Linked DNA regions of Homo sapiens: region 1 is linked to region 2. A link is an interaction called in ENCODE POLR2A ChIA-PET data of the cell type or tissue named here. Cell type or tissue: OCI-LY7. All regions are shown on one strand. Links, peaks and the distances in the headings refer to the core of each region. The heading gives the core; the rest is flanking DNA.

What was found. Peaks named below come from ENCODE experiments on the same cell type or tissue, not always from the same donor. Only the 100,000 strongest peaks of a DNase experiment are listed, where the experiment ranks them.
Region 1: POLR2A ChIA-PET joins it to region 2 with 5 read pairs; 3 of 35 experiments call an interaction of 5 or more read pairs at or near these places.

Annotation. Positions count from the first base shown.
Region 1 is chr17:39,053,113-39,068,063 of GRCh38, forward strand. PLXDC1 (plexin domain containing 1) reads right to left here. Exons shown (of 14, transcript NM_020405.5): 14 at 10,201-14,847. The coding sequence ends at 14,728. It also overlaps the pseudogene LRRC37A11P and the pseudogene RDM1P5. Among named protein-coding and RNA genes, the nearest start is that of LINC02079, 33 kb to the left of the region's middle. RefSeq lists a silencer at 3,749-3,988. In OCI-LY7, for the core only: a CTCF peak has its summit at 8,128; no DNase peak of the experiment used is centred there.
Region 2 is chr17:38,895,062-38,910,012 of GRCh38, forward strand. It overlaps LASP1 (LIM and SH3 protein 1), which reads left to right. Exons shown (of 7, transcript NM_006148.4): 4 at 3,351-3,458. Among named protein-coding and RNA genes, the nearest start is that of MIR6779, 12 kb to the right of the region's middle. RefSeq lists enhancers at 499-1,020, 1,021-1,542, 1,543-2,064, 3,293-3,402, 3,631-4,152 and 3 more. In OCI-LY7, for the core only: a CTCF peak has its summit at 14,587 (motif pointing right); a DNase peak (open chromatin) is centred at 13,770; H3K27ac peaks cover 810 bases.

The sequences.
Region 1 (14,951 bases), core at 6,562-9,061, 150 kb after region 2:
TGGACCCAGTCCCCTGGTTCCTGTTGGTCATTTGCAAACCAAGAGGACCACAATAAACAAATCTCTATTTTTTTTTTAAATATTAAAGCATTCACTCTGCAAAGAATGTGTCAATTTATTCATTACTAATTCTATGTATATTTGAGTACATAAGACAGTAGGAGTGTACTAGGTACGAGAAGGAAGATAGAACTATTTTTCTTGAGGTGTTCATAATCTAGGTGGAGAAGCAGAGACATCCACAAACATTACAAGAGATTATTAAATGTATAATAAAATCCGTATTTATTGCTTTGAAACAGTATTGGCGTCCAAAAATTCCTCCGAAGAACAATTTTTGAAGTAAAACAGAAAGCTCAGAAGTAGGCAATGGGTGAGGCTAAGGGTCTGGTGTTGGGGTGGAGAAAGTAGTGATGGGATGGAGAAATAGTAGCAGATGACAATGATTTGGGGGTAATTTGGGAGAATAGGCTAGGATCTAGATGATTTAAAAAAAGGCTTCTCTGAACAGGATCTGGTTTGCTTGGAGGGTGCTGATGTGGAGTAGAACATGTTTAAAGAAAAGGCAAAGGCAGAACAGCGACAGTTGAAGGAATATCCAGCATAAAGCCACCATCAGTAGTGTCTGACCAAGCTGGGGTTTTATCTTGGACCCCTCGTTTCTCTACCTCTGAGCCTTAACAGCTTCTACCATAAAAGGAGAGATTTGACTATTCAGTGGTTCCTAGACTTTTGTTTTTCACAGGTCATAAAGTGTAAAAAAAATTAAACCTGAGATTTTAAATTTTTAATTATAATATCCAAGTAAGAGCATTAAAGCAACTATATTTATCCAACTATCCTCTATTTATCAGCATCTTTTTATAAAGGGAGGTCATACTTGTAGGAGAATGGAGTGGAATCTATTTTATTTTATGAAATTATTAAAAACCTAATTATATTTTCCATATTGTCCTCATTTTGTAGAGTAGGGGTGGAAACTTCATCACAGCATGGGTCTGAGGACCATTATTTAGAAACCACAAGAGACTTGTCCTGCAGGGTCTCATCTGGCTTTGACATTCTAGGATTAAAGTAAAGAGCAGTAGGACCCACTTTCCCTCTTGTGTTACTGAAACTGCCTTTACAAAAATTATGACAATTCCGACCTAACTGACTCCATCTTGCTTCTAACCTCCAAACTGCCCTTGCTCATTCCTGGGCACAGGCCAAGCTGACTATGGGAGGAATTTAGTTTATTGTTTAACTTTGAAACAAAGATGATAATCCCTTCCTAAAACAAATCACCTCCTTGCTTGGGAATCAGACGTCCCTTGTAAGACTAACAAATTAGCCACAAGATTAGATATTATAGCTCAGGAATTATGTAACCAGAGGCCACAAGATTTCAAACCTACCCAATTGCTCCTATAGATAACATTGTTGTAGGCTGGGCACAGTGGCTCATGCCTGTAATTCCAGCACTTTGGGAGGAGGGGGGTGGATCACTTAAGGTCAGGAGTTCAAGACCAGCCTTGCCAACATGGTGAAACCCTGTCTCTACTAAAAATACAAAAATTAGCCGGGTGTGGTGGCAGGCACCTGTTACCCCACCTACTTAGGAGGCTGACGGGGGAGAATCGCTTGAACCCAGGAGACGGAGGTTGCAGTGAGCCAAGATTGCGCCACTGCCTGGGCAACAGAGGGAGACTGTCTAAAAACAAAACAAAACAAAACAAAAAAAACCCCATAACATTGTTATAGTCTCAGCAATGCACCAAGATTTAACAGTCGCTCCTTGTCTGAGATAATGCGCCCCAGAGTTCTTTGTCCTACCTCCAAGACAATTAAGGAGAGCAGACACAAAGGTGAGGTTAGAGTGAAAGTTTAATAAGCGAAAGAAGAAAGCTCTCTGCCAGCAGAAAGGGAGTCCCACACGGGTGCCCCTATGAGGCTGATGTCCAGGGTTTTTAAAGACTGGGAAGGGGAAGGAATGTGGTTAGTTGCCCCAGGACCACTCAGGAGCTGAAATGATGATTCCTAGATGCTGCTTAGCTTGGCCCAGGACCAATCACGAGCTGAAATGATGATTCCTAGATGCTGCTTAGCTTGGCCCAGGACCTATCAGGAGCTGAAGTGAAAGCTTGGCCCCGGACCTATCAAGGGCTGAAGTGATAATTCACAGAGGCCAAACTTATAGTCCAAAAAGGAAAGTAGAGTGTCCACTGGAACCCACTGGAGCCCACTGTAGCCACGCCCACAAAAGGAGAAGAAACTTTGTCCTGGGAGGCCGCTGACTATACAAAGGACAAAGACATTTCTATGCCAGGTCTTGTTCCTTTATGTGAGTGAGATGGAAGTTTGTTGAAGTTTTTATCCAAATGGACCTGAGGTTTTTCTATCTGTGCAGCCGTGGGCATGTCTCCAGGCACAACACCCTGTGCCTGTTCCCTTATGGGTGCCTGCAGCTTGAATGTTTTCCCAGGCTGCTTTTTCTGTTGTGTGGGGATGAGGCACTGACCTGTGGGCCGGGAGCTCTCTGGGGACCCTTCCCTTGTTATCTACCTAAGGCAAGCTAACTAACTCCTTTCAATATTACTATTGTAAAACCTAAGGGCCGGGCGCGGTGGCTCATGCCTGTAATCCCAGCACTTTGGGAGGCCGAGGCGGGTGGATCACAAGTTCAGGAGATCGAGACCATCCTGGCTAACACAGAGAAACCCCGTCTCTACTAAAAATACAAAAATTAGCCGGGCGTGGTGGTGTGTGCCTGTAGTCCCAGCTGCTGGGGAGGCTGAGGCAGGAGAATGGCTGAACCCGGGAGGCGGAGCTTGCAGTGAGCCAAGATTGCGCCACTGCACTCCAGCCTGGGCAACAGAGCAACACTCCGTCTCAAAAAAAAAAAAAAAAAAAACCTAAGATTGGCGTTCTAGGTATTTTTCAGACCCTGTATTCTGATGGACCAGCTGGGACCACTCAGATTGGCAAACTGGCTCATCTGGTCTTGTGGCCCCCAACCAGGAATTCACTCAGCACAAGAACACAAGTTTTGACACCCTATGATTTCATCCTTGACCCAACCAATCAGCATTTCCCACTCCCTAGCCCCCAGCCTGCCAAACTATCCTTAAAAAACCCTAGCTTCCAAATTTTCAGGGAGGCTGATTTGAGTAATAATAAAACTCCAGTCTTCTATTTAGCTAGTTCTGTGCTTATTAAACTCTTTCTCTATTTCAATAATGCTGTCTCAGTAAATCGGCTTTTCTGGGCAGTGGGTACAATGAACCCATCAGGTGATTACACTGCTCTACCACGTAGCTGATTATGACACCTACCCCTCTCAGACACTATCAGCTCCAATTTGGACCTATTCTTTGAATTTTTTTTTTTTTTTCAAAATTGATCTCTACTTCTCATTCAAACCTCCCATCTCCCACATCATCTGACCTCCACAAGTTCACGTACACAATTCCCCAGAATCACGTAGGACAACTAGGAAATTCTTTTTAAGGATTTCATGCTAGACTGTTAATAGCTTAGTGAGTTATACTTTTATTTGAATATGTTAAACTCCTTAAAAAAAAACCTCTTAAGTCAAAAGATTGCATCTTTCATGGTTATTTCCCACAAGCTCAGTAGGTAGTGCTAATACTTAGTACCCTAATCTCCAGCAGGAGTGAAGATGAAACTGGCTGCTATAAATATGTCCCTACCCTTTCATGCTGTCAGGCCATTTTGGGACTGTACCCTAAACATGCACTTGAATGGAAGTTCTAAACTCAGGGATCGTGGCGGTGTGGCTGGAGGACAGGAACAGGCTCAGAGGCCGGCCCCAGGTAGGAGGGGCGAGGGAGCGATCCGGGCGCCGCCCCTCCCCTCGCCTGCGCCTCTTTTTTTAAAAAAAGCGTGGGCGTGCCTTGCGCAGGCGCAGTACTGCGCGAGCCTTAGCCGCGCAGGCTCAGCGAAGGGAGGCTGGCGGATCTGCTACCTTTTGCGGTTCCCACCAAGAGTGACAAAACCTTGCTAGTGTGGGAGCTGAGCTCTGGACCCACGGCCGACGCTTTGCATGTGAGCCTGGGCCAGGGTGGAGGGAGGGATGGAGAAAGCCGCCCACCTGCTAACTGGGAGTTCCAGAGTCCTGCTTCAGCACCTCACCTGCCTCAGCCTCTGCTGAAGGACTCTTTTTTTTTTTTTTTTTTTTTTTTGAGACACACTGTTGCTCTGTTGCCCAGGCTGTAGTGCAGTGGCGCGATCTCTGCCCACTGCAGCATCCGCCTCCCGGGTTCAAGCGATTCTCCTGACTCGGCCTCCGGAGTAGCTGGGATTACAGGTGCCCGCCACCACACCTGGCTAATTTTGTATTTTAGTAGAGGCGGGGGTTTCACCTTGTTGGCCAGGCTGGTCTCGAACTCCTGACCTCAGGTGATCCGCCCGCCGTGGCTTCCCAAAGTGCTGGGATTACAGGCGTGAGCCACCGCGCCTGGCCCGCTGAAGGACTCTTAATTCTAGAGGGGACCCCAGCAGACAGCTACCCCAAACAGATTTTTAGAGTCCCGGAGAGGTACCTCTCCAGTCAGCACATTTTACCTTCTAGGACTTCTTCAAGTTTAGGATCTTAAGAAGAAAACTTGTTGGTTAAGTGGGAAGTGTTTTGAATTGCATCCTTCTCGAAGAAGCGTTTGGGGAATATGAAGGCATGGGCGGTTTTGTTTTCTGGGCGTGAGATTTCATGCGCTTATTTGGCGTAGGACCACCCCCACAGCTTTCACTGTTCACAGCATTTTCCCAGTTTGACCTTTTGTATTCAGTCCGGGTCTTCCCAAATGCTGCAGTGGCCCATTCTGGTTTCTATGGCGTCATTAAGTTTTATTCAGCAATGGCTGTCCACGGAGCCCAAAAGGCATGCCACCGGAAGCAGCTTTTTCAGACATCTCCTGTCAAGGTGGCTCCAAATATGGAATTCCTAGCTCCGCTGAAATGAAGTGCTGAATTCAATAATAGATTAGCATTTGTCCAGCACTCTGGTTTACAGAATATTTTCAGATGCATTGCCACACTAATCTTCCAGTTCTCTGGTTTTTTTAGATTAAGAAACTCAAACTCAGGGTGGTTAATTGACTTGCTTAAGGTTCCTGACAAGAATTATGGAAGCTTAAGGTTGAACTCAAACCTACTGATGCTAAACCCCATGTCATTTTATGCTGTCCCTTTTTAAGAAATCTCAGCTTGGGCAACATAGTGAGACCCCATCTCTACAGAAAAAATTTAAAGATCAGGCTGGGCACGGTGGCTCATGCCTGTAATCCCAGCAGTTTGGGAGACTGAGTCGGACGGGTCACTTGAGACCAGGAGTTCGAGAGCAGCCTTGGCAATATGGCAAAACTCTATCTGTACTAAAAATACAAAAACATACAGTTCCCTATTGCGCTGTGCCTCAGTGGCCTCCTGTGTAGGGTAGAGGTAGCAACAGCACCCACCCCATAGATGACGATACAAGTAAATCTCCTAAAATGTGCTTGGAACATAGGAAACACCCAGTAAATGTGAGCTGCCGGCAGCACCACCAGCAGTACCATCCCAGAGTCCAAAAGTCAGTAGACCAGGACCTTTGGTTTTAAGTAATGTTTACCTCTGCCTAATTTTGTTAGTTGTGGCTCCTTCTTCACGGCTAAAGAGGGCTAAGTGCTTGTCTACAGAGGCAGAGGGAAGAGTGAGCACAGCTGGGAGGATTCTGCTCAGTCTGTAATGGGCCTGGGGGAGAAGAGCCCCAGGGAACAGAGAGGGGTGTCAGCAGCTGTAGAGAGGGGATGCTCCATCCGGGCGTGGTGGCTCACACCTATAATCCCAACACTTTGGGAGGCTGAGATGGGAGGATTGCTTGAGCCCAGGAGTTCAAGATCAGCCTAGGCAGAAAAACAAGACCCCATCTCTACAAAAAATAAAATAATTAGCCAGGCATGATGGTTCCCACCTGTAGTCCCAGCTACTTGGAAGGCGGAGGTGGGAGGATCACTTTAGCCCAGGAATTCAAGGCTGCAGTGAGCCATGATTGCATCGCTGAACTGAATCCTGGACAACAGACTGAGACCCTGTCTCTAAAAAAAAAAGAAAGAAAAAAAAAGAGAGAGAAAAGGGAGGCTCTGAGAACGGGAAGGTAGGCCCTACAGGAGGCTGCCCTTTTGGCCTTGAGGAGGGGCTCTTGGAATTGCTTAATGTTCCTTAGGAGAGCAGAGTCAGTGCACAGGTTTGCTGAGAGCAGCATCTTCATCTCTTAATTAAAAATGGGATCTAAGGCCGGGCACAATGGCTCATGCCTGTAATCCCAGCACTTTGGGAGGCTGAGGTGGTCGTATCACTTGAGGCCAGGAGTTCAAGACCAGCCTGGCCAACCTGGAGAAACCCTGTCTCTACTACAAATACAAAAATTGACTGGGTGCAGTGGCTCATGCCTGTAATCCCAGCACTTTGGAAGGCCAAGTAGGGCGGATCACCTGAGGTCGGGAGTTCGAGACCAGCCTGACCAACGTGGAGAAACCCCATCTCTACTAAAAATACAAAATTAGCTGGGCGTGGTGGTGCATGTCTATAATCCCCGCTACTCGGGATGGTGAGGCAGGAGAATCGCTTGAACCCGGGAGGTGGAGGTTGCAGTGAGCCGAGGTCACGCCACTGCACTCCAGCCTGAGCAACAAGAGCGAAACTCCATCTCAAACACACACACACACACACACACAAATACACACAAATTAGCCGTGCATGGTGGCACACACCTGTGGTCCCAGCTACTCAGGAGGCTGAGGCAGGAGAATCGCTTGAACCCAGGAGGCAAAGGCTGCAGTGAGCCGAGATCATGCTACGGCACTCCAGTCTGGGCAACAGAGCAAGACCCTGTCTCAAAACACAAAGAAACAAAACCACACAAACTTTGAGGGGGAGAGACTGAAAAAGGGGAAAGACAAGCTGGAAGGGAAGGTTCTAACCCAAGACTCTGGGAAGGTATGATGAAATTTTATTGGCCCATATTCAGGTGATTTTTTTTTCAGTGCTTTTAGCTTTGTGGAAAACTGTAGGCATAATTTAGCTATCTCTAGGGACCAAATGTAAAAATGTTTTATGAACATCAGAAAAATCATTCCCCACAAAATTTCTCTCTGGATTTCACAGTTGAAGTAAAGATTCTACCCCTCTTCCTTCCTCCCTGCACCTCTGGCCCCATCTTGGCGAAGGAAGTAATCCATTGTCCTCCATCCAAGAAGATAAATTAGATGGAGGCATCGCCTGGTGCTCTGTAAGGCTTGTGAGGAGTACTTCTAATTCTTCATGTGGGAGGGTCGCTAGTGTGAGCAGCGGGATGAGAAGGAGGCAGCAACAACTAGGACATTCTCAAGCTCCTGGGACTGTGCAAATAAATAGATGGTAAGCTCACAGTTTCGTGAGCCAAGAGCGAGGATCTGAAGTCATCACTAGGCATCTCTTCGAGGATCTCTACAGGCCTGGAGCAGTCTGTCTGTCATAATCCATAATCTGCTTCTATATTAAACTGTGGCCATGTGGTTCTGGCAACACCCTGAGGTACACAGAGAACAACCTCAGATGGGAATCCAAAAATCTGCACTTGGGGTTTTTCTCTACTTACTAGCTGTGTGACCTTGTGCAAGTCACTTAATGGTGCCTGGCACACAGGCGTTTAATGAATGTGGATCAAGTGAATAAATAAGTAAGCCACCTCCCTGAGCCTCAGTTTCCTCATCTGGGAAAGGAAAAACAGTGCTTCTCCAACAGGCTGCGATCATGTAGGTAGAATTGCTTCCTAAATGGTGCATCTCAAACTTTCATGCCCTTCACAGGAGTCACCTAAGGAGCTGCTCAAATGCAGATTCGGACTCAGTAGTTCTGGGGTTGGGGGGCCTGAGTGCTGCATTTCCAGCTAACCCCAGGGAATGCTAATGCTGCCTGGCTGGACCACACTTTATTATTTTATTTATTTATTTATTTATTTTTGTAGAGACAAGGTCTCGCTGTGTTGCTCATGCTGGTTTTGAACTCCTGGCCTCAAGCCATCCTCCCATCTTGGCCTCCCAGAGAGCAGGATTACAGGTATGAGCCACTGTACCTGGCCTGGACCACACTTTATTATACAGATTTACATTTTTTTAAAGCAGGGTCTTGCTCTGTCCCCCAGGCTAGAGGGCAGTAGCGTGATCATGGCTCAATGAAGCTTGGAACTCCTGGGCCCAAGCCTCCCGAGTAGTTCGGACCACAGGGCATGTACCACTGTGCCCAGCTAATTTTTTTTGTTTTGTTTTTGTTTTTGTTTTTGTTTTGTTTTGAGAGAAAATGTCTCCCTGTGTTTCCCAGGCTGGTCTCAAACTCCTGGGCTCAAATAGTCCTCCCACCTCAGCTTCCCAAAGTGGTGGGATTACAGGCATGAGCCACTGTGCCTGGCCCTGGACCAGACTTTAACTAGCAAGGTTCTATATTCTAAAGTGCTTTCCAGGTGCTTGAAATCATTATTTCTTCAGCCAATGGGGTGGGAGGGCTGTGCCAAGGGTAGAGGGGACCAAACATGGCGAGGGAGCTGGGGACACCCACACATGGGGATAAAGGAAAATCTTGAGTTCCTTCAGGGAAATCCTAGCTAGCCCTGAGAAGTAAATCAGCAACTTGGTAAGCAGGAAGGTAATAGTAGTCTAAAACAATAGCTGAGGAAGTTAGAGCCAGGAGATGTTTGGTTCCCCTCTCTACAAACTAAAGATAACATCTTAACGTATGTCCCTGAGTTGTTTTTCAGAAGCCCAGACCCCTCCAAAAGGGATCCGCTGGCATGTAGACCTCAGATAAACGGGTGCTGAGGACTGACTCTGACTATAGTTCGTTGTTCTAAATTTCTTCCTGAGGGACCTGGAGGAGGCCATTGCCCATGAGCCAGAGCTAACATTCTTTTCTGCTGATCCCACATGTCTAGACAAAGCTTCGCCTCCTGAACCAATCGCAAATCAGAAAATCTTTGAACCCACCTTATGACTTGTGGGTCCTGCTTTGAGACGTCCTGCCTTTTTAGGTCAAACCAACGTATAGCTTCCATATATTGATTTATGATTTTACCTGTAACATCTGCTTTCCTGAAATTTACCCCTGCCTTTTAAAATCCTTACCTGTGGCTGGGCACAGCGGCTCATGCCTATAATCCTAGCACTTCGGGAGGCCGAGGTGGGCAGATCACTTGAGGCCAGGAGTTTGAGACCAGCCTGGTCAACATAGTGAAACCCCGTCTCTACTAAAAATACAAAAATTAGCTGCACGTGATGGTGCATGCCTGTAGTCCCAGCTACTCAGGAAGCTGAGGCAGGAGAATCACTTGAACCCAGGAGGCAGAGGTTGCAGTGAGCTGAGATCGCACCACTGCACTCCAGCCTGGGCAACAGAGTGAGTGAGACTCTCTCAAAAAAAAAAAAAACAACAAAAAAACCTTACCTGCAAGCCATCAAGAGTTCATATCTTAAGCATAAGCCACCCAATTCTCCTTGCTTGGAGTCCTGCAAACAAATGCCTTCCTTTCTCTATTGCTGCAAAGTCTCAGTGTGGACATCTGGTGTTATTGCGCCAGGTGAGAAGACCTGGTTTGGTTCTATAACATTCCAATGTGCCCAGGATTGAGGAGATTCCTGGGATGCAGGACTTTGTGTGTTAGAACCAGGAGAGTCCTGGATAGAACAATTTGGTCACCCTATCGGGATAATGAAAGAGAAAGGCATGCTTTGGTCTAAGTTGCTGTGTGACCTGAAAAAGGACCAGGCAGCTGATTGCTCAGGTCCCACTTTAGACCAGTTAGTCTAGTACCTCCTATTTCACAGGGGTGGAAGCCAGCCCAGAGAAGTCCAGTGACTTGTCCACATCACCCAGCTACTCAGGGGCAGGGCTGAGGCCAAGCTCCCACCTTCCCACTCCCCGTCCAGCTCAGCACCTTCTCCATCAGTTCACGTTGTCTTCTCTTAACACATTCCTCTTGATTTGGCGAACACAGCATGTTTATTTATAAATTGGCTTGTTTGGAGCCTGAAATGTGGCATCACTGATTTTGGCTGTGAGGTGTTCACATTTTTCCTCTCTTTGTTTTGGCTCGCTAAACCATGTTTTGTGAGCAAAACCACAAAGTAATAAAAACACAATGAGGCCGCTAAAGTTGTTCAAATGCAAAGCATCCAGAAATGTGACAGCATAGACTTTCTCAGATTTATTGTATGTCCTCAGACAGTAGATAAAAATGCATGGGGTTTACTTCCAGGGATTTACAGACCAATATAAGTAAACAGCTGGGGTTTCTTTTTAGGCTGTTTCTCTTGGAGGTGGTGCAGGAGGTTGAGGAAAGCACCTCTGATGAGCAGATAGCTGGAGGCTGTTCCCACAGTCATGTCTCAGCGAAGAAGTCGGAGTTCAGCAGCCATCAGAACCAAGGTATGTGTGGTGATCTTCGGAATGCCACTCCAAATCCTTTGCACTTTCTTTTGCACACAGCAGGAGTTGTAAAAGAATGCTTCCTTTTATTATTAACACTGAGAATCCATGCAGAGAGTTTACACTAAACACATGAATACATTGTGTTTTAGAAGGCTGGGTGCCCTCAGTCCCCAGATCTTTGAATTCTACCATTAAGTTCAGGTAGGTTTTTGGAGACAGAGATTGGCCGCATCATATCTGTGACACTGACTCTTCTGGTGTAGGTTTGCTTGGCCAGGGAGTCTGAGTGCAGCCCCTGATCAGTGCTTCATGCCAATCTGTGAGTCTGTTCCAGGAACTAGAGGAGAGAGAGCCTTAGCCTTGCCTGCAACCAGATGAATGGTTAGCTTTAGTGGTGAACACTTTGCTTTTTGAATAGTGTGGTTGGCTGGCAGCTCTTGTCATTGTTTATCTCTCAATTTAACAAACCAAGCTGAAGCCTGAGCACAGCTACAACCTTGTCCAATCTCTTTAGCAACAAAATACCTGTGTGTGCATATCTTATTGCTCAAAACATTAAACAAGGCTGTATACAAACACACACACAAACATACACAGATACACTGTACAGGAGACCCCTGATAAAACACACAAATTTTAAAAATTTATTTTTAAACAAATGCAGTGGGATGATCATAGCTCTCTGCAGCCTTGAACTCCTGAGCTCAAGCAATCCTCCTGCCTCAGGCTCCCAAGTACCTGGGACTACAGGCGTGAGCCACTGCACCTGGCCATGTAGTGAAGGACTTTCTAAGCAAGACCTTGACTTGGAAAGTTGCCACCAACTCCCCAGCTCTGTGAGAAGTTTTAGGGGCAGGGGGTTTAAATTATCAAATTTAGCTGGTTTGCAGGGGGAGTTCTTTCCCAGTGATGAGTTGGGGCTGCTTCTCCCCAGAGTAAAAAATGGCAGCAAATAAATGTTAGATCACAGCCTCTTCTTAGTCATACCCATTTATACATGTCATGAGGGTCATTGCCAAAGAAAGAAGTGAGTTAAGTGTAAGGGAATCTGGTCGGGGGTGGACCAATAACCAGACTCATCCGAACGCTTGGCTGATGGTTTTCCAGTTGCTCCGTGGTTTATCCTTTGTGAAGATGCAAGTGACAATCAGAGTTGGAAACGTGGGGCCTCAGCTCTGCTTGATAAACCAGGCAAGGAAGAGCTGAGGGTGGAGTAGGGGGGTGCCGGTGGAAGGAGGGTCTGAATTTGAGGAAGAAAAAGGACAGTGCAGCAAAGAGTTGGGTTCCTTTCAAGCTTCTAAAGGACACAGTGGGCTGTAACAGAGCTCTCTGAATGAGGGAAGCACAGCCCACCAGCAGAGCATTTACCACCTGTGTGTGTCTCAAATGGCCAGTGGGGCAGTTCCTGCTGTGGCCTGATTCCATGGACAGCACCACTCATCTCACTCCCCAACTCTAGCACACGTTTTCCCACTGGGAGCTCGGCCAACCATTTTGGATCCCTGAAGGGAAAGAATGTCAGGAGTGGAGGAAGGGGTGGTGATGCGGTGAAGCCTCTGCTGCTAGCCCCTGCAGGCAGAGAAAGTTCCAGATGCCTCGGCCTCAGTCAAAGCAAGCCTGGCTGACCCATAGGATGTCAGTGGCATGGGGAGTGGATGTATTTGGCGGCAGATGGCCTGTTTGTTTATGACAAAAAGTACTAGAGATGTGTCACCAAGAGAGGCCTATGGATTTCTTAAGCCAAAACACTTGGACAAAGTCTCCCAAAAAAATAGAACCAAGCATCTCATAGAGTTAATGATTGTCTACAGGATCCCTGACAATGTAAGCATTTCTTTTTCCGTTCTTTTTTTTTTTTTTTTTTTCGGAGACAGGGTCTCACTCTGTCACCCAGGCTGGAGTACAGTGGCATGATTATGACCCCCCACTGCAGCCTCAACCTCCCGGGCTCAAGTGATCCTCCTGGCTCAGCCTCCCTAGTAGCTGGGACTACAGGTGCACCCCACCACACCTGGCATTTTTGTTGTTGTTGCCCAAGCTGGTCTCAAACCCCTGGGCTCAAGCAACCCTCCCACCTCAGCCTCCCAAAGTGCTGGGAGTACAGGCACGAGCCATCAGGCTTGGCCAAATAAGCGTTTATTGGACAGATCCAGTTCTCCAAAGTTTAGAGCAGGTTAACTTGGTAGCTATGGAGTATGACCAGATGGAGACATGGGTCTTGTGGCCGGCCCTGCGACTGGCTGACAGTCCAGCAAGGCAAGGAGGTAGGTACTTCACACACTGTGCACACCCATCTCAGGCAGCCGTAGACCCCTACGCCTCCCCACCCCACAGGCACATGCAGGCTCCAGGGAAAGCAAGTAGTTGGCAGGTGCCTCTCCAACCTGGTGTCTTTGGGCATCCTTGCCCTGGGCGACACAGTGAGACCCTGTCTCAAAAAAAGTCCCTCCCATGCCAGCTGCCTGTGTCCCAACCACTCAGGTGCTTTGCCTCTCAACAGAATCCACCTGCAGTTCCCTGCTAGGTATGTCTCAAGGAGCCCTCTAGCCACCCGACTTGTCTTTAATGCCTATAAAATCCAGTTCAGAGGAGGAAAAATATTTATCAGGCAAGTCCTGCCTTTGGAGGTATGTACAGGCACTGACATCAGAACAGGGCAGTGAGTAAACCCGGCACCGAACAGGCCATCAGAATAGGGAGCCCCACATGGTAAATGTGGCTGCGCATAGCAAGCTCACCCAGGGAAGGCTGGGCTGCAGGTTGGGGTAAAGCCCTTGATGCAGGCTGTAACATGTTTTGATGCAGAAGTTATTGGTTCTGAGTAGAAAGGGCAAGGTAAGAGAGCAAAGCCTAAAAATGCAGTTTCCCCCTTGAGTTCTTTTCTCTCCTCTTATTTGACTTCCCTCCCATGATAACATGCCCCAAGGGCTGAGAGCCACTATACTGTGTTTAACAGATGGAGAGAATACCTTCTTTAGGCTTTCAGAGCTACAGAAGCTGGGGCTAAAATGCCAACTCTATAGCCATGAGGATCTGCTTTCTTTTTTTTTTTTTGAGACGGAGTCTCGCTCTGTCACCCAGGCTGGAGTGCAGTGGCACTATCTGAGCTCACTGCAACCTCTGCCTCCCAGGTTCAAGTGATTCTCGTGTCTCAGCTTCCTGAGTAGCTGGGATACAGGCAAGCGTCACCACACCCAGCTAATTTTTTGTATTTTTAGTAGAGACATTTTAATTATGTTGGCCAGGCTGGTCTCAAACTTCTGACTTCAGGTGATCCGCCTGCCTCAGCCTCCCAAAGTGCTGGGATTACAGGCGTGAGCCACTGCACCTGGCCAAGGACCAGCTTGTGAGTCTAGGGAACCTGGAATGCAGCAGCCCCAATCTTGACTTTAGTTAACCTGTGTCATATGCAGGGGCTTTAAAGGTGGCCAGGAGCAGGGCATCTGGCTATCTGGCTATCTCCAGGTAGTGGGTCGGGGAGGCTCTGAGACTGCTACAGAGCAGACCATTGACAGCCTGTAACTGAGTCCAAATTCATTCTGCTTGCTGCGTCATAGCCAATACGTTGAGAGACAAGGAGTTGGAGCAAGGAAAGGGACTTTATTTCGGAGAGCCAGCAAACCAAGAAGATGGTGGACTAATGTCCTAAAGAACCGTCTTAAAATTATGCGGGCTTTGCCTTGTCTTTTATGTTTAGGTCGGGGGAAAGGAAGGGGCTGACAACCGCAGACATCTGGACACCAGCAAGGGTCCAGGGGAGGTTTGCAGAACTTCTTTGTCCTTGGCTAACAGTCTGTCATGTGACAATAGCCAAACCTCCTCATTCCTATAAATCTTTAACAAAAACAGTTAGCTGTTTACATGCTTCCCCTTTAATCCCAGAGTTAGTTTTGCAAACGGCATGATTCCTGTTTTTGCGTTTTATGTCAGTGCTCTAAAGTTATCCTAGCCTAGGTGCAGGAATAGGTAAAGGCCCCTTAAACAAAAATGGAGTTAGTTATGTTAGTTCTTCTGCTGTTTCATGGTTACAAGACACAGAAGAGAACCCTTGCATCAAAACAGGATGAGATTAGGTTGTTGTTCCTATAAAAAATCCATGTGGTTGTTTTTTGGCCCCCTCTTCAATATTCGGGGTGTGCTGACGAAGCGAGCAGCAGCTCTGGAGCCATAAACCACCATCTCATCTCAGCCCAGGGCATGCTGGGAGAGGCCAGGAAAAGTCACTTCTCTTCTTTGCTTTAACTGTCTTTTCTGTGGCCTCAAAGTCTTCAAAGGGGAGACTTGGTGTTCTCAGCACTGCTCAGCCTCCATGAAGCCCTCCTTCTCATGGCCCGAGGGCTCCACCTCCGCATAGGTGGAATGGTCAGGGTGGCTGCGAAACTTCATGGCTGGCCAGTGGTGAGGTCTACGCTGCAGAAGGCACAGAGGCAAAGTCAGTGGGCATGCCCCCGCCCCCATGGGGACCCCACACTCCTGAGCGACAGAGCCAACCAAGACTGTCTCTTATAAGGGCC
Region 2 (14,951 bases), core at 12,443-14,942:
TTTTTGTTAGAAGGGGATGGGTTACAAAGTATGTTGGCCCAACACATGGTAGGCACATAATAGTGGAAATTGTATTTCGCTCAATAAATTTTGTATTTTTTTAGAGATTTTTATTAATTTTTTTTTTTTTTAAATAGAGATGGGGTACTATGTTCCCAGGCTGGTCTCGAACTCCTGGGCTCGAGTGATCCACCTGTCTTGGCCTCCTAGACTGCTGGGATTACAGACATGAGCCATTTTGTTTTTTAAGTCCAGCCTAATTTTTGTGTTTTTTTTTTAGACGGAGTTTTACTCTGTCGCCCAGCCTGGAGTACAGTGTCACCATCTCAGCTCACTGCAACCTCCGGCTCCCAGGTTCAAGGAATTCTCCTGCCTCAGCCTCCCAAGTAGCTGGGATTACGCCCACCACGCCCGGCTAACTTTTTTTGTATTTTTTTTAGTAGAGATGGGGTTTCAGCATGTTAGGCTGGTCATGAACTCCTGACCTCAGGTGATCCACCCACCTCTGCCTCCCAAAGTGGTGGGATTACAGGCGTGAGCCACCGTGCCTGGCATAATTTTTGTTTTTAAGTAATGATCCTTCTTCTTATATTGGGTCATCAAGGCAGTTGTTTTCCCAATTATGCTGCTTTGTTTGGAGATTACGTGTCTGCATTCAATTCATTCATGATCCAACAAATGTTGATCTGCACCTCCTGTCTGCTGGGATGAGAAGCAAGATAGATCCAGGGAGAACAACTAAGAACTGACAGAAAAATTAGAGTTTCACGGATGGTGGTTGTTTGGGTGTCAGGAGCCTCAGATGTCAGTCAGTCCTGGGCCTGACAGCAGAGTTTCCAAAATGGGAGCCCAGGTATCTCCCAGGAGTGGGGTCCTCTGGGAGCCCAGGCATCTCCCAGAAGTGGGGTCCTCTGACCGAAGCGCTGAGTTGCATCCTGGCCTGAGCGACAACTGGGTTGTGACCTTGGGCAGGTCCCTTCCTCCACAGGGACCCCCACAGCACCCTGGTGAGCCATCCTAGACAACAGGGGCAAGCACTCCTGCCAGGGCAAGAAGGGAGCCCTGAAGAGGGGCTCTGGGCTGGGCCCTCCCTACACCCCTGGCCCCCCACCCTTCACTTCTGCCACCCCTTCCATACCCAAAGACCTTTCAAAGAGCCTCCCTGTCTTGATTATCCATAGTCAGGGTCTGAAGGTGCTTTAAAATGGTCACAGACTCCAAATGGGAGGGATTTTAGAGATCAGCTAGCCAGCTCCCTTCAGGGGACCCAGAGAGGGGAACTGACTTGCTTAGAAACACACAGCAAGGTGGTGCTGATCCCAGGCTCCCTCCCTTCTCAGCCCCTACCCCTCACCCCTACCCTCTGTGGGCCTCCTATGTTAGCAGTGAAATGAATGATCCTTCCCCAACAGGGAGGGGGAGGCAGAAGCAGTTCCCGATCCTGGGAACCTGCTGATGTCATTGCAGCGTCGCCATGGCGATTATTCCCCTGGATTAGGGGCCTGACCCTTGCAAAGCCAGGAAGCAGGGGACGGAGTGGGGGACTGGCACTCGTTCAGCACTTCATTGCTGACAGAGCACTTTCACACTGGCCCTCCACAGTGCGCTGCTGCTTTAGAGCCACTGTCTGTATCGTGGGTTGGAGTGACTGGCGTTATGGTCCCCATTTTACAGATGTGGGAACTGAGTCTTGAGATGTGAAGTCGTTGGCCCAAGATCACTCAGAAGTGGGAGACTGAGCCTGCGTTAGTGCTAGCTCCGCCTGGCTTTGTGCCCAGACTTGGTGATAAGAAGCCCCCTCCCCATATTATACCTGATTTCTGTCACAACTCTTTTACAGATGAAGAAACCGAGGCCAGGGGCTTGAGATGCAGGGCTTCTGTATCTGGAGCTACATTTCTCTGCCTCTGAGTGCCCTACCTTCCCCGATGCCCGCTTCCCAAAGGGCCTCCCACTAAGAGTCACCGTGCTGGCCCAGGGCTTCCAGGACTGAGGAAGAGCTGGTGCTAGGCAGGTTCTGGACTCTTGGGGTGGGTTGGTGCCTCTATCCACTGCATTCACTTCTGAACTAATGGGGAACAGCACATCCAAGCCCTTCTTGTCTGGATCAGAACAGAGAAGGAGAGGGAACCACATGGATGAGTGACTGGGGGCTTCAGGAGACAAACAAGGACTCTGACCCCCACAGGCATGTGCAGAGGACCTGACAGGTGTGGCCGTGGCTGCATGCGCATGCGCAGTCGCTCCAGTCCAAGCACAGCTCGGTGCTGCTGCCAGATGATTCCCTGCCAGGGAACTGCCTGGGTTTGTGTCCTGGGCTGACCTGTGTCCAGGACAGTGCAGCCCCCGTGGAGGAAATCCAAGCAGCTGGTGGGGTCTGGAACAGATGGCTGATGAGGTGGACAGTGAAGTCTCTGGAAGCCAAGGAATAGTTTCCTGTTCCATGAGTTTTCTCAGCCTCATTCTGTTCTTCAAAACCCTCAGGGGAGGACAAGCTGTTCCTCATATTTCAATTCCTTTCGTGCCAGGGAAGTCCTTTCTGATGTCTGACTTGAGTCCCTCTAGTACTGTGGTGGGGTGGAAGGGTTCTTCCCTGGAGCTTGGAGACCTGCTGAGATGCTGTCTGACCCCCGCTGCTTTCCTCCCCTCCTATGGCGGTGGCCTCTGAAGCCATCCCGGCAGGCTCCCAGAATCCGCGGGGCCTGTCAAAGGCGCACTGATGGAGCCTTCCCTGGGGCTGTCTCACCACCCTCCTTTCTGGGCACCAACTCTGTCCTTTGGCACAGCCCTCACTCAGCTGGTTGCTGAAAAGCTCCCCCAGGCGTAGTGGGCAGGGCCACATCCTGGCTAACATGAGGGCTGGGGCCACCCTGGGAGCCCTGGAAAGAACCTTTTTCCTATAAGCTTCCAGACAGGATGGGCAGGGAGTGAAGGGTCAAGAGTCAGGCAGATGAGGGTTTGCACTCTGGTAGTGCCGGACATTGACTGCTAAGCTCTGTGACCTTGGGCAGGGGACTTTGCCTTTCTGTGGCTCCGTTTCCTGATCCGTAAATTGGAGCTGTTAATTGCGTGGCTATATGTATGGTGGGATCTAAATGAGATGGTTCATGTAAGGCCCTGGACTCTGTGCCTGCCATTCACTGTGCACCAAAGACTTGGTAGTGGCTTATTATTACGAGTCTAACACCTTTTGGCTGAGGCCTCTGCTTTGAGTTGGGGACTTCTGATCAGGGTCTTTCTGCTGACTCCCTGTCCCTGTCTCCTGACTGGTTGCTGCCTCAGAGGGGCCCCAAGCCGAGGCCCTTTCGGCTCCTGGCCTGACTCCAATCCCTCTTCCTCCCCTCCTGCAGGTGCGCTACAAGGAGGAGTTTGAGAAGAACAAGGGCAAAGGTTTCAGCGTAGTGGCAGACACGCCCGAGCTCCAGAGAATCAAGAAGACCCAGGACCAGATCAGTAACGTGAGCTCTTGCCCTGCCCTGCGGCATCCCTGCTGCCCTCTGTTTGGTCCCCTTCCTGCCAGCCTGGCAGACGCAAGCCTGGCAGATGTGAATGAGGCCAGTGCCTCCACTACCCCTGCCCTCCAGGGTGGGCCTGGGGAAGAGCTTGGGGTTCCCAGATGCCTCTTCTCTGTGTACCCCCAGACCACCAGCACGCATAGCATTTTCTTCTTGAAGGGACTGTATTCTGTGGGGGCCTGTGTGCTAAATCAGCCCCCACTCTCTCTGACTGTTGTTCTTTTTTCTGGATATCGTGGGTATCGGTGAAGACTGCATGTCTCATCTTAGCACAAAGGTCAAAACTGGGGGGCGGGGAGCACCTGGCCTCCCCTGGTCTGCGCCTGGGTGCTGACATTGCAGTCATTTCCGCCCTTCCTTGGCCTCCTCCCCCACATCAGCCTGCTCTTCCTTCCTGTGTAAAAACCCCAGCCAGCTTCACCCGCCAGCCCTGCACCCCCTGGCTCACACCCCCCGCCTCCCTGATGGTCAGTGGCATCTGGCTGTGGCAGGGGTGGGCATGGAGAGTGGGCAGGGGATCAACTGTCCCCAGCATCGTGTGCCCTCCATGGCACCTGTGGCCAGAGAACAGGCCTCAGTTTCCTGCTTGGCAGAGCCACAGGCAAGCAGCCTGTGTGGCTTTAGGCATGCGGGGGCAGGGCACTGCGGTGAGCAGCAACCATGGGGGATGCGCACACAGAACTGCAGGGGCTGCCCAGCCAGCCTGGCCTAGGAGGTCCTGCCAGGGAGGGTTTAGGCAGGCAGCTGTCTTCGTGTCTGGAACAGGAAGGGATCAGTGAGCTGCCCATTGTTGCTCTGGGCTGAGGAACTGGGGATAGAGATTGCCGGGGGAGCCTGGCTTTCCGGTGGTCTCAGCACCCACTCCCTGGGCTCCACATCCCTTCCTACCCTCCACCTGGCCACCTCAGCAGGGCGCTCCTTTAAGAGCTTGGCTGGGCCGTGCATAGAGTGGGCTGCAGTGGTGGGTCAGGTGGATTTCAGAAGCACAGGCAGCCCACAGACAGCAGAACCAGCCATGCCCAAAATGGTGGCTTTCAAACTCTGACTTCAGCCTACAGTAAAATATACATTGTACGTCTTGACCCATCTGACAGGCATACATTTATGTAGAGGGAAAACAGAATGGAAGCTTTCATGAATGAGTACTTCCTACTTAGAGGGCGTTCAGATCTTTTTTTTTTTTTTTGAGACAGAGTCTCACTCTGTTGCTCAGGCTGGAGTGCAGTGGTGCTCCGCCTCCAGGGTTCAAGTGATTCTCCTGCCTTAGCCTCCCAAGTGGAGTAGCTGGGATTACAGGTGCACACCACCACCCCCGGCCAATTTTTGTATTTTTGGTAGAGACAGGGTTTCACCATGTTGGCCAGGCTGGTCTTGAACACCTGACCTCAGGTGATGTGCCCGCCTTGGCCTCCCAAAGTGCTAAGATTACAGGTGTGAGCCACCGCACCCGGCCACATTCAGATCTTTTCTAAAGATGCTGGTTGCAGGCCCCTATACACCCTCACATAATACAGCCCCTTTGAGGACTGTATTCCCAACACTTTGGGAGACTGAGGTGGGAGGATTGCTTGAGCCCAGGAGTTTGAGACTAGCCTGGGCAACATAGCAAAACTGTTTCTACAAAAAAAAAAAAAAAAAAAAAAAAATACAAAAACTAGCCAGGCATGATAGCACACGCCTGTGGTCCTAGCTATTCAGGAGGCTGAAGTGGGAGGATCACCTGAGCCCAGAGGTTTGAGGTTATAGTGAGCCGTAATTGCACCACTGCATTCCAGCCTGGGAAACCGAGTGAGACCCTGTTTCCAAAAAAAAAAAGGACCAGGCGCGGTGGCTCATGCCTGTAATCCCAGCACTTTGAGAGGCTGAGGTGGGCGGATCATGAGGTCAAGAGATCGAGACCATCCTGGCCAACATGGTGAAACCCCATCTCTACTAAAAATACAAAAATTAGCTGGGCGTGGTGGCGTGTGCCTGTAATCCCAGCTACTTGGGAGGCTGAGACAGAAGAACCGCTTGAACTCGGGAGGCAGAGGTTGCAGTGAGTCGAGATCGGGCCACTGCACTCCAGCCTGGCGACAGAGCAAGACTCCATCTCAAAAAAAAACCAAAAAGATGCTGGTTGCAGACTTACTGTGAATGGGTTTTGCAACTGGACTGTTGACCTGCAGTTTGAAGTTGGTGGCCTGAGGAAATGGCATGCTTCCCTTTGGCTAGCAGGGGATGCCTAGGGCGGGCACTCTAATCCTCCTTCCCCTCCAACTTCCAGAGGCCTGTCACAGTTGACTCTTTATATGCTAGGGCCTGGCCTCACGCCCTGGAGCTTCCCTTTGGCTCAGACCCTGCAAAGGGTAAGACCCTTAGGTCTGTGTTTCAGAGCTCTCGGCTTGGAAAGTGGGGGAGGGGGAAGATGGTCTTAGATTATGGGGAAAACCCGGAATGGTTCACAGAACTGGAATGTCGGCTCTTCAGCCTCTGCGGCTTTTCATGTAGAGGCTCTAGTCTTTTATCAGTGACACTTGCTCCCAATGTGCAACCCCAGCTCCCTGGCTGTTCACTCATTGCTTCACCCTGTGGGTTTTGGAGGAGGGGAGACAAGCCCAGTCATCCCTGCTTCCCTTTCTGGAAGGCTTCCAGAACACTCCACACTCAGCCTAAGCCACCTCCTCTTCTTCCCTCCCCCAGTTAGAGGTGTTAATATCCTAGTGACAAAACTCACCACCCTGGCCAAGCCATCCGCATCTCAGGAGATAACCATCTTTTACCCTTCTCGCGGTGCTGCAGTGAGCTAATGGTCCTCTGCAGGAGCTGGGGGAAGGGATCGACCCCGACCTGCTAGCTGCTTTTGCAGCTTTAGCAGAGACCTGTAGGGTGTGAATGCAAAGCCTGGAGACTCTTGGTTTTAATGAAAGCAATTACAGTCTGTCGGATATGGGCCTCCAGACAGCTGTAGCACAGTCACCTGTAGGGTTGACTGAAAATGCAGACTCACAGGCCTTCTCCCCTGGCTGCCAGAATCAGCGTCTCTGGGAGTGGGGCCCAGGAATCAGCATGTTAGACACATTCCCTGGGTTTCTGTGGTGCTCTCTGAAGTTTGAGAGCCACCACCTAAAAGTCTGAAAAAGCTTCACCAACCCCTAAGTCAGAGGGTGCCAGATCAGGCTGTACCTCAGAACCCCAGGGGAGCTTTATTTTTATTTTTATTTTTTTGAGACGGAGCCTTGGTTTATCACCCAGGCTGGAGTGCAGTGGCGCAATCTCGGCTCACTGCAACCTCCGCCTCCCGGGTTCACGCCATTCTGCTGCCTCAGCCTCGTGAGTAGCTGGGACTACAGGCGCCCGCCACCACGCCCGGCTAATAGTTTTTGTATTTTTAGTAGAGATGGGGTTTCGCCGTGTTAGCCAGGATGATCTTGATCTCCTGACCTTGTGATCCACCCGCCTCGGCCTCCCAAAGTGCTGGGATTACAGGCGTGAGACACCGAGCCCAGCCTATTTTTATTTTTGAGACAGGGTTTCGCTCCGTCATCCGGGCTGGAGTGCGGTGGTGTGTTCACGGCTCAGTGCAGCCTGAATCTTCTGGGATCAAGCCATTCTCCCACCTCAGACTCCGAGTAGCTGGGACCACAGGTGTGCACCACCATGCCCAGCTAATTTTTCTTTTTTTTGCAGAGACACTATCTTGCTATGTTGCCCAGGCTGGTCTCAAACTCCTGGATTCAAGTTATCCTCCCGCCTCAGCCTCCTAAAGTGCTGGGATTATAGGGGTGAGCCACCTCACCTGGCCTCCCAGGGGAGCTTTTTTTTTTTTTTTTTTTTTTTAATCAGAGACAGGGTCTCACTATGTTGTCTTAAACTCCTGGACTTAAGTGATCCGCCCACCTCGGCCTCCCAAAGTTCTGGGACTACTACAGGCATGAGCCACTGCGCCTGGGAGCTTTAAACCACACATAAAACCATTGCTAAGTTGTCCCAACCTCCTGAAGTGTTTTGGAAAATAGGGTGTTTAGAGCCACACCTTTTGTTTTGTATCCAAAATAGCATTCCTGTTCCTGTATGTAGCTTGTTGCTTTGCTTCCCAGATTAGCACCAAATGACTCCAGTTACTTTATTTATTTATTTTTAATTTTAGTTTTATTTTATTTTTGAGATAGAGTCTCGCTCTGTCGCCCAGGCTGGAGTGCAGTGGCGTGATCTTGGCTCACTGCAACCTCTGCCTCCCGGGTTGAAGCGATTCTTCTGCCTCAGCCTTCTGAGTAGCTAGGACTATAGGCACATGCCACCACGCCTGGCTAATTTTTGTATTTTTAGTAGACACAGGGTTTTGCCATATTGGCTCGGCTGGTCTCGAACTCCTGACCTCAGGTGATCCACCTGCCTTGGCCTCCCAAGGTGCTGGGATTACAGGTGTGAGCCACTGTGCCCAGCTGACTCCAGTTATTTCTAAAGGTCAGGCCATCTTACAAAAGAATGAGGATATGCTTCCTTGGAGGGATATGCTGCAGACTAGGGCTTTTTACCAGCCAGAGCATTTTAAAAACAAGTGTCTGATCTCCTCTGGGGTGTCTGCTTTGGATAAGTGCAGTCTGTCTTCAGTCTTGCTAAGTGGTGAGACAGTGAGGTAGGAAGAGATGGTAAGGGCCCAGATCCTAGCTTCTGTCATTCTGGGGCCAGGCAGGGCTCTTTGAGCCTCAGTTTCCTCATTTGTAAAAATGGGACAGTAGGCCCTACTTTGACAGGTGGTTGCAAGGAACATGCCAAGTGCTTGGCATGGGATAAATGATATCACTCTTATTATCATCATTATTATTTTTGAGACAAGATTGCCCAGGCTGGAGTACAGTGGCACGATCATAGGTCACTGCAGCCTCGAACTCTTGGGCACAAGTGGTCCTCTCCCGTCAACCTCCTGAGTAGCTGGTACTACAGGCATATAGCACCATGCCCAGCTAATTGTTATTTTTTTTGTAGAGAGAGGGTCTTGCTATGCTGCCCAGGCTGGAGTGTAGTCACGTGATCACAGCTCACTGCAGCCTTGAACTCCTGGGTTTAAGTGAACCCTGGCCTAAGACTCCCAGGTTGCTGGGATTACAGGCACACGCCATCACACCCAGTTATGTTGTCAATGTTATCAATACTTTAAAGGCACACTTGTCTGCTTTCTACACTGTTGCCGGAGAAGGGTCATAAAGTGAAGTTTGGCAGAAAAGTTTGGCCATTGTCTAGTACTGAGAATGTGTGGAAGTGAGGAAAGGGGCCAGTATATTACACATCTATGGTGAGTAGTTGTGTCATCATTAAAGGCATTTGAAGAGTTGCCTTTTGATGGGTCCATGCTATGGGATAAAGGTTACATGTTAGGAATCCTGGCCTTTTGTCATGAGCTCTAGCAGTGTTCAAGTATGGAAAACTTTAGTCACTTTACTGGAGCCTCTTCTTTTATTTACTTACATATTGATTTTCTGTATACAATTTTGTGTCCTTAAAACTTTTTTTATGTGTGAAATATGACACATAGTAACATATACAATAAACACCTGTTTCACCAGGCAGGTATACCATACATTGTATTACTGTATGCCTGTCAAGAGCCCAGTGTTCACAGTGTTAAAAATATAACTCCCATGTAGTAAGTACTTATCATATCTTTATTTAATTATGAGGGAACCAGCTAGAGATTAAAACTGGGGAATATGAGAGGCAGAGGTAAATGCTAGTCTGTGAAAGAAAGTGCTGGGGCCGGGCGAGGTGGCTCATATCTGTAACCCCAGCACTTTGGGAGGCCGAAGCGGGCAGATCACCTGAGGTCTGGAGTTCAAGACCAGCCTGGCCAGCATGGTGAAACCCTGTCTCTACTAAAAATACAAAAATTAGCCAGGTGTGGTGGTGCACACCTGTAGTCCCAGTTACTTGGGAAGCTGAGGCAGGACAATTGCTTGAACCCGGGAAGTGGAGGTTGCAGTGAGCTGAGACTACACCACTGCACTCCAGCCTGGGCAACAGAGCAAGACTCCGTCTCAAAAATAAAAAAAAAAAAAGGAAAAAAGAGAGTACTGGATACATTTAGCTACAGAAATGGTTAAGGGCCTACCATTAGTTACACATTGGCTATTGTCCTACAGGAAAATAAAACCATAAACTTTGAAGATATCTTTGCTGCAGGCAGAAATGCTTTGCATCTCAGTTGGCCAGAAATAATGAGCATTTTATACTCTGTAATGAGCTTCAGTCTTTAGAGTCTGGGCCTAATCAATAGTAAATAGTCAAACAAAGTTTTGTCCCCAGAGTAAAATACTCTGAAGGCAGGTTTGTTGGACAATCCTCTAGTTTGATTTTGAAAGCATGTATTTTTCATTATAATTTTAGTATGTAATTATGTATTCTTAAACACTATAGTTTTGCTTTTCCTGATTTTGAACACAGAGTAATTTTGTGTATCTTGCTTCTCTTACACACCATTGGGTTTAAAGATTCATCCATATGTTTGTGTGTAGCGGTAGTACATCCTTTTTCATTGCTATATAGTATTCCATTGTTTGTTTATACCACATTTTATTGATTCTGTTGCTGGTGGACATTTGTACTGTTTCCAGTTGCTATGGACATTTTTGTACATATCTCCTGAGGTCTATGTACATTGGAACTGCTGCATCTTAGAATGTGTGCTCCTTGGGCCGGGCCGTGGTGGTTCACACCTGTAATCCCAGCACTTTGGGAGACCGAAGTGGGTGGATCATGAGGTCAAGAGATCAAGACCATCCTGGCTAACACAGTGAAACCCCGTCTCAACTAAAAATACAAAAAATTAGCCGGGTGTGGTGGCGCACTCGGTGGCGCAATCCCAGCTGCTCTGGAGGCTGAGGCAGGAGAATCACTGAACCTGGGAGGCAGAGGATGCAGTGAGTTGAGATCGCACCACTGCATTCCAGCCTGGGCGACAGAGTGAGACTCCATCTCAAAAAAAAAAAAAAAAAAAAGTGTGCTCCTTCAACTTTACGAGATAATGCGGAACTATTTTCCAAGTGGCTGCACTGATTTACCCTCCCACCAGCAGAGATGAGTTTCATTTGCTCCATGTGCTCAGATATGTTCACTTTAGCATTTTGATCGTGTAGAGTGTGATAGCCGATGGTTTTAGATTGCATTTCTGTGATTACTAATGAAGTTGAGTACAGACTTTTGTTTGTTTTAAAAATAAAATACTGGGGCATGGTGGGCTCACGCCTGTATCCTAACAGTTTGGGAGGCTGTGGTGGGAGGATTGCTTGAGGCCAGGAGTTTAAGACTTGCCTGGGCAACATAGCAAGATACCATCTCTACAAAAAAAAGAAAGAAAATTAGCCGTGCATGGTGGCATCCACCTGTAGTCCCAGCTACTCGAGCGGCTGAGGTGGTAAGATTGCTTGAGCCCAGGAGTTTGAGGCTGCAGTGAGCCATGATCACGCCACCGCACTCCAGCCTTGGTGACAGAGCGAGACCCTGTCTCTAAAAAATAAATAAATAAAATATTGTGAGTCTCTGATGGGGAGCAGTATTGCATGGTGGTTGAGAACTGAGGCTCTGATGTTAGAACTGGATTCTGACTTAACCCACTGTTTGCCCACATCTTGAGCCTTGGTTTCCCTATCTGTAAAATGGCAGTATTCTCGGGCTGGCTGAGGAAAGGAAATGAGGCCAGGCGCGGTGGCTCAGGCCTGTAATCCCAGCACTTTGGCAGGCTGAGGCAGGTGGATGATTTGAGGCCAGGAGTTTGAGATCAGCCTGACCAACATGGCAAACCCCCGCGTCCACTAAAAATAGAAAAAAATAGCTGGGCATGGTGGTGCACCCCTGTAGTCTCAGCTACTTGGGAGACAGAAGCAGGAGAATTGGTTGAACTTGGAAGGTGGAGGTTGCAGTGAGCTGAGATCGCACCACTGCACTCCATCCTGGGCGACAGAGCAAGACTGTCTCAAAATAAATAAATAAATAAATAAATAAAGTTAAAAAAGAAAAGGAAATGAGTAATGCATGTAAGGGCACCCAAAAAAAGACCCTAGCTGGTGAGCTGATGATTCCACCCAGAGCCTGCTGTTCCCTCGTTCACTGTGATGTATAATCATGTGAGGAGCACCGTATGGAGAGTCAGACTTTTATTTTCCACCACAGTTGGGAGAGCAGGGGGGTCAGAAAACAGAACATCAGCTAGCAGAGCTTTGTCATGGACCCTAACTTGTCATCCTGGAGTCCCAGCTAGTAGGGTCCTGGCTGAGTCGGGAGGGTCCTTAGGCCTGGACCCCTGAACCCACATGTACTTGGACCTCATGGGCACAGGTAGAGTGTGGCCTGTGTCCACAGAGGCCCAGGACAGCTTCCAGGCTGGGGGCTGTGCTGACATGTCTGGGCTTAGGGCGCTCCTCACTCAGGGCTCTCTGAAGGCCAGAACTTTGCAGAGCTTGGAGCAGGGATGAGCCAGGCCCTTGGAAGCTGGGAAATGTTTCCTTGCCTTCTGAATGTGCTAACATCCCCCTCATGTGCCTATTTGCTTAACAAACCAGTAGGTGGGTCAGGAAAGTAATAACACAATTTCCTCATTTGCTGGCGAGGGGAAGGAGAGGAAGCTGAGGGTTTGGAAATTTTATCCAAGTGGGCCCAGGCTGGAAGGAGCTGAGCCTCACTTTTTCTCAGCCCATTTAGCCGCTCTGTGCCGCCTGTCCTGAGTTGCATGCCTGGTGTCCCTCTCTCTCGAGTTAGGGTGACTTTCTGATTATCATTCTTGTTGAGAGTGAAAAGGGGTGCATTGAAATTTATCCCTGAGCAGCAGACATGAACTGGGACTTGGGCGTGTGGTCACCCTGCTCCACACCTGTTCTCAGGAAAGGGCCTGTCTAGCTGTGATTTTGTCCTTGTGTCACCAGCCTTGGCTGTTACTGAGCAATGAAAGCTCTGCCTCGGGAAGTCATTTAATTTCTGAGCCTCATGTTCCTCTTCTGGAAGATGGGAATGAAAGTGTGCGTGTCCGGCCCATTTTTTAGGGCAATGATTGTCAGGGTATGAAGAGCTTGGTCAAGCTGTGTGAAGAGCTGTACAGCTGCAGAGGTTGTTAACATTGATAGAGCCACCCAGGAAGGGTGTCCTGGGTTCAGGCAGCTACTCCTCCAGCCGTCGGGTCAGCCAGCCGTAACTTTAGATACACTTATCCATGTGTAATGACTTTTTAAGAAGCAAGATCAGTTTCCCCAGCCCTTTATGGGAATACCCATGTGTCCATACTTGCTTTCAGCTTAGAGTTTGCTCAGGTTCCTAGAGCTGGTCAGGGTTTGCAGGACCGCCTGGGAGCAGATGGTACCATGGCCTTATTTACAGATGAGGAAACTGAGACCCAGAGGGGAAAGTGACTCCCAAGGTCATGTAGGTAAGCATACGGCTCCCCTAAGGATGAGGCATTGGTCTGGTGACAGTGCAGCCCATCATAAGGGACTGAGCCTGTGGGGTCCAGACCTGCTCTCCTCCCAGAGGAAAAGGCTCCCTGTCACCCCATCGCTAATGCAGATAGCGTCATGTCCAGGGAAGCTGTCACACATTCATCTGGGCCCCCAACATCAAGGACACCTGTCCCTGCAGGCCCCCTGCTGGCACCTTCGGGGCCCAGGGCAGGCCCCTGTCCATTCCGTGTCTGCACTTCCCTCCCTGGTCACAGGTTCTCAGGGGCAGGCTCTTTTCCTTAGCAGAAAGGAAACAAGGGAAGCTGACCTTTCCCACCTCAGAACAAAAGTTGGAAGGGCAGGTGCCTCGTGAGCCTGGAGGCCTCAGGAGGGGTGTCCCCTTCCCTTGTGCCCTCCCCGCCACCAACACCAGTGGACAGGGATCACTAAGAGAGTGGGGCTCGGGAGACTCACCTTCTGCGCTGGGTCTGTGAGAACATCACCTGGAGTGCCCCTCCCAGCGGATGCTGGGGTCGGTTGGATTTTCAGCCTGGCCAGGGTTGGCTGCCTCACCTCAGGAACAGGCTTAGCCTGTGCTGCCACGTGGGTGCCGGTCCTTGCTCTGGCCTGAAGGGAGGGGGCCGGGAAAGGAGGGACTGATCCTGACCCAAACCCCTAAGTAAACTGCCCTCTGCGTCCAGACTGGACTCCCCCCAGACTCTGTCCAGGCCCTTACCACTGCCCTCCCTGTGCCCCCAGCCCGGGCTGCAGGAACTATTGGCTGTTCAGCCAGCAGGAGCAGCAACCATGCAGGTGTTTCCAGCTGTTAACGTGTAAGCCCTGCCTGGCCACGTGCTTGCTCTTGCCTTTTGTGCACAGCCAGTGCCAAGGGGGAGAGGAGGCAGCAGAGACGTTGTGCGGAGGGGATGCCCAAAGGGGACTGCCCAGGCTGGGACAGCCCTGATGGGGCAGGGGCGTTCCAGGAAACAGCAGGTTTTGCCTCTCCTCCTCTTCCCACCCCACTACTCCCACCCCATTTTCCCGGATCAGGAAAAGGCAGGCCAGCATTCTAGGGAACAGGAAGTGAAGTTGGCTTCCAGCTAGGTGCCTGCCAGGGCCTGGAGGAAATTCCTGCAGGCCTGAGCCCGTCTGGGAAGGACCAGTTTCTCTCCTTGTCCTGGTGTCCTGCTTTCTGAGTTTCCCCTGAGGGTGGGGGAGAGCTGTCACTCTCTTCACTCTATGTCCCGCTTCCTCCCCCATCCTCATGGAGCACTCAAACCCTGAACCCTCACACCTTTCTATGGTTGTACCCGTCCCCACCAGTTTCCTCTCTGGAAAGTGAAGAGGAGGCTGGGCACGGTGGCTCACGGCTGTAATCCCAGCACTTTGGGAGGCCGAGGTGGGCAGATCACAAGGTCAAGAAGTTCAAGACCAGCCTGGCCAACATGGTAAAAGCCTGTCTCTACTAAAAATACAAAAATTAGCCGGGCGTGGTGGCAGTTGCCTATAATCCCAGCTACTCAGGAGGCTGAGGCAGGAGCATCACTTGAACCCGGGAGGCAGAGGGTGCAGTAAGCCGAGACTGTGTCACTGCACTCCAGCCTGGGCGACAGAGCGAGACTCCATCTCAAAAAAAAAAAAGAAAGAAAAGTGAAGAGGATAGAGCCCACTAGGGGTCATCAAGGTGTGGGACAGGCAGCATGTTCCTACAGGAAGAAAACTCTAACTCCTGGTTCTGGTTCTTTTTCATCTCATTCATTCATTCATTCATTCATTCATTCATTTGTTTTGAGATGGACTCACTCTGTCTCCCAGGCTGGAGTACAGTGGCTCGATCTCAGCTCACTGCAATCTCCGTCTCCTGGGTTCAAGTGATTCTCATGACTCGGCTTCCCAAGTAGCTGGGATTACAGGTGCCCACCACCATGCCTGATTAAGTTTTGTATTTTCAGTAGAGACAGGGTTTCACTGTGTTGGCCAGGCTAGTCTTGAACTCCTGACTTCAAGCAATCTGCCAACCTCGACCTCCCAAAGT